Regions from separate parts of the Homo sapiens genome. Here region 1 is linked to region 2. A link is a loop called in an ENCODE intact Hi-C map of the cell type or tissue named here. Cell type or tissue: Caco-2. All regions are shown on one strand. Each heading gives the region's core, and the rest is flanking DNA. Links, peaks and the distances in the headings are about the cores only.

Region 1 (6,701 bases), core at 1,207-6,206, 86 kb before region 2:
TTTTTGGTGTTTTTTGTAGAGACAGGGTTTTGCCATGTTGCCCAGGCTGGTCTCGAACTCCTGGGTTCAGGGATCCATCCCCCTCGGCCTCCTAAAGTGCTCGGATTACAGGTGTGAGCCACTGTAAGCGACTATCCAGCCAAGGTCGCTTACTTGTGTACCAGTTTGGGTCACTCTGAAAATTGCTTTGAAATACTTACTGTTTAAAATGACTGAGCTCTTAGGAGTGTTTCTGCCCTCTCCCCACAACCCTCAAATATCTAAAACAACCTAATCAAATTGGTAGTTTTCATGGCTTTCAAAATGGAACTAAAATTAAAGTAAAAATGATAGAATCTTGAGCTAGAGTGGCAGATTTGAATTCTAGGCTTTGCTGGTCCACTGATGATGTTCATTTTCTTTCCTTGTGACTCTCATAATCAGAGTAAAAAGATGAGATTGTAAGTGATAACACAATCCATTCAGAATGTATGACTTTGCTGAATTGAGGTTGATCTTTAAGTGTGAGTAAAATGTTATGCAAATTGGTAGTTTAAATAATATTTCAGAGGGGAACATGCACTTGCTAGAGAAAATGAAAATATTTCAAACCCACTTAGTTTTTTTAATGGCAGATGTTTCCTTTTTTTAATTTAAAAAAAATTTTTTTAAGACAGGGTCTTGCTCTATTGCCCAGGCTGGAGTGCAGTGGCGTGATCATGGCTTACTGCAGCCTCGACCTCCCAGGCTCAAGCAACCCTCCCGCCTCATCCTCCCGAGTAGTTGGGACTATAGGCACACACCACCATGCCTGGCTAATTTTTTTTTTTGAGACAGAGTCTCACTCTGCTGCCCAAGCTGGAGTGCAGTGGTGTGATCTCGGCTCACTGCAACCTCCACCTCTCAGGTTCAAGCGATTCTCGTGCCTTAGCCTCCTGAGGACCTGGGACTACAGGTACGCACCACCACACCTAGCTAATTTTTTGTATTTTTAGTAGAGACGGGGTTTCTCCATGTTGGTCAGGCTGGTCTCAAACTCCTGACCTCAGGTAATCCGCCCGCCTCAGCCTCCCAAAGTGCTGGGATTACAGGCATGATCCACCGCACCCGGCCATACCTGGCTAATTTTTGGTTTTGGTTTTGTAGAGAGGGGGTTTCACCAGGTTGCCAGGCTGGTCTTGAACTCCTGAGCTTAATCAGTCTATCCACCTTGGCCTCCAAAAGTGCTGGGATTACAGGTGTGCACCATTGTACCTGGGCCAACAGGTGTTTCTTGTATCAAAGTAGCGCTAATAGATTTCTGTTTCTCAAAGTGTTCTCAAGTATAACTCACCTGCTTCCTTGTTTCAGACTGGCCATTTCCCTAATTGCCTGAATTAGCGGTGTTTTTATATTCTCAATAAAGCTTTGGGGGATACATACCTTAGAAATGTATAAGTTGGGGCGGGGCACCGTGGCTCACGCCTGTAATCCCAGCACTTCGGGAGGCCGAGGTGGGCGGGTCACCTGAGGTTGGGAGTTCAAGACCAGCCTGACCAACATGGAGAAACCCCATCTCTACTAAAAATACAAAATTAGTCAGGCGTGGTGGTGCATGCCTGTAATCCCAGCTACTCGGGAGGCTGAGGCACGAGGATCGCTTGAACCTGGGAGGCGGAGGTTGCAGTGAGCCGAGATCATGCCATTGCACTCCAATCTGGGAAACAAGAGTGAAACTCTGTCTCAGAAAAAAAAAGAAAGAAAGAAATGTATAAGTTGGTTGGGAATGCAGCTACCAATACAAGATACAGTATGTGCTAAATTCCACAAGGAACATTGTTGACAGTAAGTGCTATAGGAATTTTAGATAAGTAGAGACACTCAGAAGGTTTAGAAAACTGTGTGTGTGTGTAATTTATATTAATACATCTCACACACACACACAGAAGTTTTTGTATTATTTCCAGAGCTTGATATATTCTCTGCCCATAAAATGTTTAGCTGATAGGTCTGTGAAACTGCCCTCAAATTTGGAGCCAACTCATTTTATTTGGTGTAGTAGCTCATATAATAGTTACCTTTTATTGAGTACTTACTATGTACCAACCATTATGTGCCAGACACTGTTCCAAACACTGTGTTAAACCACTTCATGGAACATTCAAAAACTCAGAGGCTACACTGGCTGGATTTAAGTGGTGGGGGTTATACAGCAAATTACCTACATTTAAGGTTGCTGCTGCCGTTTCATTCCATGTTGCCAACTGCAGAAATGTGGGCTCCGTGTTCCCAGACTTTCCATTTAGTCAAAAGAGACAGGAAATTCACATTTTTATGGATATTTCCTGATTTTTTAAACACTACAGGCTAACTGAAACAGTTTGTGACTTTTGCATTGTATGTTCCACTCCATTTTATCCTCATAACATCCCTACAAGATAGGTATAATTATTTGTATTTGCGCACTCTCAACACAGCTAATACAGAGCAAAAGTAGAAATCTACTGCAGGTCTGTCTCCCTCCAAAAACTATGTTGTTATTGCGCTTCCTCATCTGGTTCCCTAAACTCATGAAGGTGGTACTGTTGGCAAAAAAATGTACTGTTTGGTTAAAGCCAGGCCCTTAACAAAATTATCAAACAGCATGGTACTGTACCACAGAGTGCCATTTTCCAGAAAACAGTTATTTATGGCTTTGGGAGAATTGATTGTAACATGAAGATAATGATAACTGCAAATATCAAACAAAAGCTCTGTTGACTTTGCTCCAGATTTTTTATTTCAACCCCATGGTACTTCTAGAAAAGGCACACAAATACTCTAAATTGTTAACAGAGTTCTTCAAGTTTCTCAAAGAGTGGCAAAAATATTAGTGGCAATTTTACAAAGCCTGACCTTGCCAGAAAGAGATATCAGTAGTTCTCGGTGTCTACTAAATATTTAATCACTTTTATTAAAATTCTAAATGAACTTAGACGCCTTGAGGAGTTAATGCACCTCCACAAACCTGCTTTCCGCTGGTAAGATCAGGCCCATTATTATTATTATGTACAGCTGTAAAAAGCTGGTTCCATAGCATAAATTGCGAAATACTTAGGCAAGAAGATTATTCGAGAAGAATTGTATTGCTTGTTCAGTTATATATTTTGATCTTTATAGCTAGTAGTTTTTTTTCTCATGAGAGTTGGAGATTAACCTTGCTTTTAATGTAAAAAGTATATCAGTGAGGGTAAAAATAGAAAATGAAAATAGATTTTTAATGGCAACTTTGGTTCTTAGCATTAATTTTACATGCATTTTTCATTCTGAACTTTTAAACAGTTTTGAGAAACATATGAGAGATTTGTGAACAGGGGCAAGGGAGGGTCAAATGTATCAAATCCTTGGATTCCAGCAAATGTAGGATTTGTGGAAGAGCTGAGAAGCACACATGTGTTGGGAATGTAAATTAAAATAAAACCCCACTTTGTGAAGGCTTTGAAAAGAGAGTGCACCCTGTTATGGCAAATGTCTGAGGCGTTTGTCTTCTTAATAAATTAACCAAATATTAAAATAAACATTACTTTTATCAGCCTGCATTTTTCCTCTCTGGATGAAAGTGTTTCAGGAAAAATCATAAAAGAATCTATGGTAGCTCAGAGAGGTTAAACTCAACAGTTGTTTTCTTTGAAGTCTCTGGCCATGAGGTTAATTGCCAAAACTGCTTGTGGAAAAGGTGGTAACAATTTAACAAGACTGTACAACTGCAGAGACTTAGATGAATATCAGGTGTTTGCAGATGTTTTTTCCTAACAGGAAAGGGGGTGGGGAGGAGAGGCGGAACAGAATGAGAAACAGGGGAAGAGAGAGGCCTGAATAAAGTCCCAACTAAACAGCCAATAATTCTTTGTTTGCTTAGCCAATCATCCTGTAATTGGCCAGGAGGTTAATAGGAGTCTATTGATTGGTCAGGAAGATTGCTTACTGTGGCTGTTTTTACAGTATGCTCCCAGACAGAAGACTGCAATTACTGGAGCTCTCATTCCCACTCTTTAGGGCCATGGCTGCTCTGATTTATGAAACCCGATCAGGTTGCTGTTGGCAGTTTATGTTTTAAGTGTTGCCTTCTGGGTCTTTGCTGCTTATGGGTCACTGTGCTATTTCTCATCATTTATTGTGGTCATTTGAATAGGTAAGCTTATTTATGACTTACTGAAGTAGGAATACATTAAAAGTAATAACCACCACCCACGTGCACTGAAAAGTGGGAACAATCGTACAAGATGTGTGACAGAGCTCTGCTTGTTCTAGAAATAGAGATTCTGCTACCAGTATAGAGTTTACAAAAGACCAGGAAATAAAATAATACAGCCCTTCCTTTCTCTGTCTTCAACAGACATGTTTCTCAACTCTCCTCATTAATTCCTGCTAATTGATTACACTTAGATTTGCTTTCGTATAACTTCTCATAATTAGATTTGGTTGCTGGTATGTTAGAGTTAGGAAACTGAGGCCAAGTTGTAAATGTCTTTAACCCCCAGACTGCTTTTGGAACTTGTGACAGGGCTCTTCTAACTTAACCCATCCTGACCTGGTCTTGACCTTAGCATTACTAATAAGGTACTTACCTCATCATTTCGTTTCTCACTTACTGAACGTGACTATAAATCCTCCTGTTACTCAAGATCTTGGTTTTCCACACTTTTGCAAACCTTCTTTTGTAGTTCCCTGGGAGCCCAGTTGAAGGGGAGTAAATCTTTAATTCTGATAAGGCCCTGGAGCCACAGACTTCTGTGTAGCCACATCTAGACAACTGAATTTCACTTACACTTCCAACTTCTCATTTAAAGCTACAATGACCACAACTACTGCAATGACTGTTACTGCTACTACTACTGCTATTACAGGTTGACCATCCCAAATCCAAACATCTGAAATCTGGGATGCTCCAAAATTCAAAACTTTTTTGAGTGAGTGCCAATATTACACTCTAAGGCAATGTTCATTGGAGGATTTTCGATCTTCAGATTAGGGATTCTCAACCAGTAAGTATATAATGCAAATATTCTAAGATCTGAAAAAATTCAAAATTCAAAGCACTCCTGGTCCCAAGCATTTCGGATAGGGGATAATCAACCTATACCACTACCTCCTCCTCCTGTTTTTTCCTACTTTTTTTTTTTTTAACCTGTTAAGGTCTTCCGCAAATTCCTGCATTGCTTCTAATCTAAACATCTCTTTCATTCAACGTTTTCTTTTTTTTTTGAGATAGGGTTTCACTCTGTCACCCAGACTGGGGTACGTGGCACAATCATGACTCACTGCAGCCTCAACCTCCCTGGCTCAAGTGATCCTTCCAGTTCAGTCTCCCATGTAGCTGATACTGACTAGCACGCCCAGCAAATTTTTAAATTTTTGGCAGAAACAAGTTCTCGCCATTTTACCCAGACTGGTCTTGAATTCCTGGGCTCAAGTGAGCCTCCTGCCTTGGCCCCGCAAAGTGCTGGGATTACAAGCATGAGCCACTGCACCTGGCCAACATCTATATTTTGAATGACTGTTGTATGCCAGGTGCTCTTGGCAAGGTCTCTGGATACAGTGTTGATGAGATAGACCACAGGCTTTTCATGCCAATACTCCTCCTGCAAACGTGAATGTTCCTAAAATGCACCAGACTTACTATAAGAAGTATGGCAAGCACCAGCTCCACATAGTGACACAGTACCGGAAGGGCAAGGATTCTCTGTGTGCCCAGGGAAAGTGGTTTTATGATAGGAAGGACAGTGGCTTATAGTAGTGTGTCTGGAGTTGGTTCCTTCGGTGGGTTCATGGTCTCGCTGACTTCAAGACCGTGGACCTTGGCAGTGAGTGGTACAGCTCTTAAAGATGGCACGGACCCAAAGAGTGAGCAGTAGCAAGGTTTATTGTGAAGAGCAAAAGAACAAAGCTTTCACAGCGTGGAAGGGGACCCAAGCAGGTTGCTGCTGCTGGCTGGGGTGGCCAGCTTTTATTCCCTTATTTGTCCCCTCCCATGTTCTGTTTTTGTCCTATCAGAGTGCCCTTTTTTCAATCCTCCCTGCCCTTAGCTACTTTTAGGATCCTAGTGATTGGTGTGTTTTACAGAGCAATGATTGGTGCATTTTACAGAGTGCTGATTGGTGCATTTTACAATCCTCTTGCTAGCTACAGAGCGCTGATTGGTGCATTTTATAATCCTCTTGTAAGACAGAAAAGTTCTCCAAGTCCCCACTCGACCCAGGAAGTCCAGATGGCTTCACCTCTCAGTAGGCAGACTGAGCCTATTTTTCTAGAAAAGGGTTAAAACTAGGAAGAAAATAGTGCTAAGGCTTGAACATGTTGAGCCCAACCTCAGATCTAAGAGAATGCTGGTAGAGGAGGTAAGAAGAGAAGAAAGGGCCAAATGATCCAGTTCTAAGTTTCAATCTTTTTATTATTAATATTATTGTAAAGATAATAAAGTCTTAAGGTTAACTTCTAAAAAAAAAAATACCCCAATACTGCAGATTCCTGGTCATTCTCCTTCCTCAAAGGACCCTTTTAGTTTGGTGAGTATACTTCTCTCCACAAATCAGTGAAAGATGTGCTTACCCCAACTGGGGCAAAGGATCTAAAACAGCCTCCTGGAGATTTATTTTTCTGTAAGGGAATCCCTTATTGTTAAACTGTTATTTTTGTACTGCCTGAACTGGGATATAATGCCTTTTCTACTTCCTTCTTTTGAAAGAAATTTTCTATCATCCTAT
Region 2 (6,701 bases), core at 947-5,946:
GCAGGCTACTGCATTAGCCTTGAGCTAGTATTGTAAGATGCAAAATTATGTTGCCGGCATCAGTTGGGAATTTCATGGAATTTGCTTCTATTTGACTATATTTCCAGATGGAACCATGTGCCGAAGTGTTTGTTTTGGGCCTCCATGAAGTCATTCCTTTGCAGTGATCTGTAGCTAGACTGCGCTCTCTTGGGACTAACCTGTGTGACTAATTTGAGTAGGAGGGTGATAAACTTTGTTACCACTTAAAAAGGGGCTAAAAATACTTCTTTTTTAAAAAACTCCTCTCCATATTATCTAGCAACACTCTTTGAGGGATAATGGAAAGGAGGTGATAAAGATTAGAGCTGATTGGGAAGGTTCTGAATGCCCAAGTTTCATTTAGGAAGCTTCACACCTTTGAGCCCCAGGGAAGAGTTTGGACCCCAGGCTTTTACAGGTTTGTAGTAAAATCTGAGCTGCCCAGAACACTCTGTGGCTAATGGCTTTTGCAGAAGTGATTCTACAACTAAAGATGCCAATCAACTAAGCTTGTATTGGTTCATCGTCCAGATCTAAAAATGATTGTTAATTTGAGTTATTGTGCTAAATATTTCTAAGAAATGCTTCTTTTTAAGTTGCTGTCTTGTGATCAAAACACAGTAAATGAAGGGCTTCCCTGAAAGGTGGAGCCAGTAGACTTGATTTGGAGATGAAGCATATACCGAACTTGAAGACTGGAGAGGTATTTTTGCCTTAACCCTGTCTCTGATTCACTGAGGGACCTTGGATAAGTCACAATCTTCCTGTCTCATGTTTCTTTTACTTAAAAATGAAAGCATGGATTAGGCTAGCTCTTCGTCAAACCTCCCTTCTCAATTCACCTTCCTAAGCACAGAACTCTTTTTCTAATAAAATTTTATGCAGGACCCCAATCTATAAAACAGATACAAGAGGAGATGCTTTGGTTAATGGAGGGCACAGGGAGAATCTCTCTCTGGCTTCAGTTCTGGCCCCTGAGGCTCTTTCCTGTCTAGTTGAGCTTTCTTTAAGAGGTCTTCCAGCTGTGGCATTCCATCCATTATTCTAATTAATGTGAATTGAGTATTACTAATATCAGGTTTGGTTTTTTTTTTTTTCACTTAGTACCCACATCATGGAGCAAAAAAAGTGGTTCTAAATTGCAGAATGATTTAAGCTAGTAGAGGGTGCCATTCATTGATATTAAAGATTAGTACTGGTCTAAACATAGCACTATTAGAAGTTACAGAAATTCACAATAGAAACCCCCTTCCTCTGTCCCAGAATGCATGGAGCAAGAATGCAGAATGGGGAAGTAAATGATAAATCTGCAACCATTAGTGCTCACTTTCTAAGCTTCCCACTGAGTACTAGGATACAGCTCTCTCTTCTTCCTTCCTCTCCTTCCTCAAATCCTACATTCCTACACCATTGCTGAGCAGGTTGCAATTTTGGCCTAGAGTGATTACTCCTGATTACTCCTGTCCCTCTCTCTGACTGGAGCCAGGTCTGAAGTACTCTGTTTTCCACCTGTCATCTCAGCCAAGACCTTGCAGATTCAATACTAAACTGTTGTATAGGATTAAATTCTGAGCCTTCTAGGAAAAGTTTCAGAATGTGTTTCTTTGCTGTTGTTAATTGCAAAATCAATAGACCTCCCTCCCAGGGAGAGGAGTTTCCTTCTCCTTTGGTGGGCTTCCCTCTAGCAATTCAGGAGCTGCTAGAAGCAGATTAACACCTACAGTTCCAGACCAGCTTAGAGCTCACTTCATTTCCCACTGTGCAGCATTTCACCAACCCATGGACCTATAGCTAGTCATTCCTGCCTGTCCTGCGCCAGGGCCTTTTCCAGCCAGCAGTCTTCCCACTGACTGTTAGAACTATACCCTCTGGCTCAGGCTTTTTCCAGAAAAAAAAAAAAAAAAAAAAATCATAGTACTGCTTCGCATTTTCTCTCAACTTCACATTTCCTCACAAAGCACTAGGCTTTGTCCTAAGCACTTTATTTATTTACTTATTTATTTATTTATTGAGACGGAGTCTCGCTCTGTCACCCAGGGAGGAGTGCAGTGGCATGATCTCGGCTCACTGCAACTTCCACCTCCTGGGTTCAAGCAATTCTCCTTCCTCAGCCTCCCGAGTAGCTGGGACTATAGGCGCACGCCACCACTCCTGGCTAAGTTTTGTATTTTAGTAGAGACAGGGTTTCACCACATTGGCCGGGCTGGTCTCAAACTCCTGACCTAAGATGATCCGCCCACTTCGGTCTTCCAAAGTGCTGGGATTATAGGCGTGAACCACCACGCCTGGCTGTCTGCCCCCCGCCTGTCCTAAGCACTTTAAATGTGTCAACTCATTTGGTCTCTTTGAAAAGAGTGGCCAGGTGAAGGCTGAAGGACCGGATAAGTGTAGTTTCCAGAATCCTTCTTGGCTAGTTATAGTCTAAGACTTGCAGACAGGCAGCCTGGGAAGATCTCAAACAAGTAACCTTCAATGAAAATGTACAGTTTTGAGAATTTCGATATTTGACAGATGATTGAGCCACTCGAGTTGCTTATGCATGAATGTGCTTGTTTAGCAGGTAGAGTTATTATTCTCTTATGTTCAAATTTATTAACAAGGGCTTAATTTCATTCCAAACAGATTGTGAGGTGACTACGTAGTACAGAAGTACAGTGAAATATGAGATTCCTGAGCCTTTAGTGGATGCTGAGCTGGAGACCCCCGTTAGTGCTACCTCTTTCTAAACAGCGCCAGCCATGAAGCTTTTGACCTTTTCACCTTTAAACTTTGTTTGAACTTGGAAAGAAGACTTTTGAATTGTTTAAAAAAAAAAAAAAGGAGAAGAAGGAGAAAGAAAGACAAGGGAAAAAAATGGTTAGGGAGGCTGCAAAAGAGATGTGGAGACTGGGGGAAAAGGACTGATTATATGTTAGCTTAACAGTAATACTAGGAAAATAATCCTCCTCTTGTCTAGGAGTTTCTGCTACTGGGAGCCACAGGGTAATCAGCTCACATGACATACCCAGAGGCGAATGCTAGCCTGTGCTGTTTTTGAACATACTCAAACAAAGGCTGATTATCCAAACAAGAATTTGGACTGCAGCAGTCGGACCAGTTAAATTATAGTTAGTAAAACTTGGTGCCTTGTGAGCTTGGAATGTTACAATTGCAGCTGGATCTTCGTTTGTCAGGCAGCCTTACTGCACAATAAAACCAGAGATTTTTATCTCCGCAGGACTCAGTTTAACTCCTTGGGTGCAAACAGAAAAGTGCCAGCTATCATACGTCAGAATCCTGGCAACATCTGTCCCCACTCCTGTCAGAGTTCATGAGGCAGTGGCATTTTCGTGGTGTTCTGTAGGAAAGTGGGAGGACAGGGGCAAGTTGCTCTTCTTCTTAGATCTTATGTTGGAGATAATAATTTTTATTTATTCGTTACTTTAACAACATTTTTTGTTTTGAGATGGAGTCTCGCTCTGTCACCCAGGCTGGAGTGCAGCGGTGTGATCTCAGCTCACTGCAACCTCTGCCTCCCAGGTTCAACCAATTGTCCTGCCTCAGCCTCCTGAATAGCTGGGACTATAGGCACCCGCCACCATGCCTGGCTAATTTTTTTGTATTTTTAGTAGAGACGGGGTTTCACTGTGTTAGCCAGGGTGGTCTCGATCTCCTGACCTCGTGATCCACCCGCCTCGGCCTCCCAAAGTGCTGGGATTACAGGCGTGAGCCACCGCATCCGGCCACTGTAACCTTTATTAAGTGTTACTATGGACAAAGCCCTGTGTTAGTACTCTACTTATATACAAATGGCTATAAAAAGATGGTATAAAGTAGTCAATTGTAAATAGGTTTCAAAATGTTGTAAGTGGAGGGATGATGGAGAAGGTAAAAAAAAAAAAGGCTTTTTGGAGAAGGTATGATTTGAGCTGACTTTGTGGGAAAGTAGGATTGAATCTTTAAATGTGGCTCTAAAAGTGGTTTTATGCAGCAGGAACAACACAAAGGAAAAATTGGAGGCAGGAAAGTTGGATCCTGGATGTGAAGGGAGGTAATAAAAGAGAAGACTGAAAAAGTAGAATAGCCTCTGCATAGCGGACTTAGGATGCCAGGCCTGAGAGTGGACTTCCTTTGGTAAAGCAAGAGGAAGCCATTAAAAAGTTATCTTTTTTACATAGCTGTCAAATAATAATAAGTTAACATGTATTGAAAGGTTACCATACTGAGAGGTGAAGCCAGCTGGACTTCTGGGTAGAGTGGGGACTTGGAGAACTTTTCTGTCTTACAAGAGGATTGTAAAACACACCAATCAGCACTCTGCAGCTAGCAAGGGGATTGTAACATGTACCAATCAGCACTCTGTAGCTAGCAAAGGATTGTAAAATGCACCAATCAGCGCTCTGTAAAGCACACCAATCAGTGCTCTGTAAAATGCCCCAATCAGTGCTCTGTAAAATGCACCAATCAGGATCCTAAAAGTAGCCAATCGCAAGGAGGATTGAAAAAAGGGCATTCTGATAGGACAGAAACGGAACATGGGTGGGGACAAATAAAGGAATAAAAGCTGGCCATCCCCGCCAGCAGCGGCAACCCACTGAGGCCCCCTAGCAGGCTGTGGAAGCTGGTTCTTTTGCTCTTCACAATAAATCTTGTGGCTGCTCACTGTTTGGGTCCTTGCCACCTTTAAGAGCTGTAACACTCACCTCGAAGGTCCGCAGCTTCATTCTTGAAGTCAGCAAGACCCTGAATCCACTGGCAGGAACCAGCTCTGGATACAGTACGTGGGACACTGAATACTCAAAATAATTCTGGAAGAAAATAGAGACTCAGAGAAACGAAGTAACTTTCCCAAGACTGCTCAGCCCATAAGCAGCAGAGTCACGATTGAAATCTGGACTGACCGTAGACCCCCAGCTCTTAACTGCTTTTTGTATTACTCTCTATTCCTTTTAAATTGGCTGACTTTATGATCATAATGCAAAATAGATTAGCCATATTTTTATATGGAGGCAGGAAGCTTGACTCTAATGGATCACCCATATTCCTGAATTGGATGATGATGGTAAAGAGAATTGCTTTACAGGGGTGATTTTTATGTTGGAGAAGATACAGTTATGATCACCACCCTGAGTTGGTTTAAATATACGGGTTATAACTTTGTATGAACAAGAGTTTTGTTTTTGTTTTTGTTTTGTGAGACAGAGTTTCACTTTTGTCGCCCAGGCTGGAGTACAGAGGCACAATCTTGGCTCACTGCAAACTCCACCTCCTGGGTTCAAGCGATTTTCCTACCTCAGCCTCCTGAGTAGCTGGGATTACAGGCACCCGCCACCACACCTGGCAGTTTTTCGGGTTTTTTTTTTTTGAGATGGAGTTTCGCTCTTGTTGCTCAGGCTGGAGCGCAGTGGCATGATCTTGGCTCACTGCAACCTCCGCCTTCCAGTTTCAAGCGATTTTCCTGCCTCAACCTCCTGAGTAGCTGGGATTACAGGCGCCTGCCACCACACCTGGCTAATTTTTGTATTTTTAGTAGAGATGGGGTTTCACCACGTTGGCCAGGCTGGTCTCGAACTCCTGACCTCGTGATCCACCCGCCTCAGCCTCCCAAAGTGCTGGGATTACAGTTGTGAGCCACCACACCCAGGCACAAGAGTATTTCTGCTTGACCAATTCCATCATAATGAGATAATCTGCCCTCATAGCTATTTCTGACAGTGATTTATGGTAGTGCAGAGCTGGCTTTGGCAGGTCTTATGTCTTTATGGCCTTGCTTTTTCTGAGCGACACATTTGCTACCATTGGTGTATGGCTCTCCATTTCCCAGTTTCCACGGGGTGTCTTCACCGTATTCTTATCCTCTGCTGACCCTGCTGCTGTCTTGTTTTCTTTCCTGTCCTCTTTGATATACTCTGTTATTGTAAGCCAGGCTTGTGGCTTCTGGGAGGGGTGATTGGCAGGGTCAGTCAGACATAAGCACTGAAACGTGTGTCCCAGAGGTGGAAGCCAAATTTCCTCTCAGGGCCCTGAGGCTAACCTCCTGTGATGGCTTCATGGCTAGAAATAGCAAAAATCGAAATGGATATTGCAGATAGTCCAGACAAGCAAACAGAAGTCCAAAATGCTTGGGTACCTAAGATTTTTTTAATTTGTTCGTGTATATTTTTAGCAATAGAAGCAATATAGCATACCTTTGAGCCAGTTTTTCCTAGGTGTGCCAGGTAGGTTGGCATTCACAGTTCTCAGGAGACAATCAGGTACTGATTTAGTGAGCTCATTTTTGAAATGCAAAAGCAAAAAGGAATAAAATAGCAGGTTACCATAGTATAGATAGTAGGAGTTGATTGGCACCAACATCTTTATTTAGTTTGGGTTAGAACAGATTCTCTGCATATCAGATTTGAAGAGAAGATCTTAGTTTTTATAGCAGTACCATCAAAGATAGTTATATATCCAAGAGGAAAGCCTGAGTTTGAAATAATGATTAGCTCTACAGATTTTCAGCTTTTTGTTTTGGGGTTTTTTGTTTTGTTTTTAATTCAATTTGCAAAGCCTCTAGCAGATAGTTCTGAAACCTTTGTGAACGCTTTCTGTAACTTATGAAGCTTTTGGAAATTTGGTCTAGTGATGAGTAATTCTTTCTTTCTGACGTTAATCATTTGCATTTTATCAGTGGCTCCAAGATTAATATAAAAAGAGAACTT

Evidence for each region. A loop is a pair of places that touch in the nucleus more often than their neighbours do. Peaks named below come from ENCODE experiments on the same cell type or tissue, not always from the same donor. Only the 100,000 strongest peaks of a DNase experiment are listed, where the experiment ranks them.
Region 1: a loop joins it to region 2, with 2.0 times the contacts of the local background. A loop is called at or near these places in 1 of 110 quality-filtered maps.

What each region holds. Positions count from the first base shown.
Region 1 is chr17:61,146,284-61,152,984 of GRCh38, forward strand. All of the region lies in intron 22 of BCAS3 (BCAS3 microtubule associated cell migration factor), which reads left to right. Among named protein-coding and RNA genes, the nearest start is that of BCAS3-AS1, 14 kb to the left of the region's middle. In Caco-2, for the core only: no CTCF peak of the experiment used is centred there; a DNase peak (open chromatin) is centred at 3,778.
Region 2 is chr17:61,232,875-61,239,575 of GRCh38, forward strand. All of the region lies in intron 22 of BCAS3 (BCAS3 microtubule associated cell migration factor), which reads left to right. Among named protein-coding and RNA genes, the nearest start is that of BCAS3-AS1, 100 kb to the left of the region's middle. In Caco-2, for the core only: no CTCF peak of the experiment used is centred there; DNase peaks (open chromatin) are centred at 2,277 and 3,067.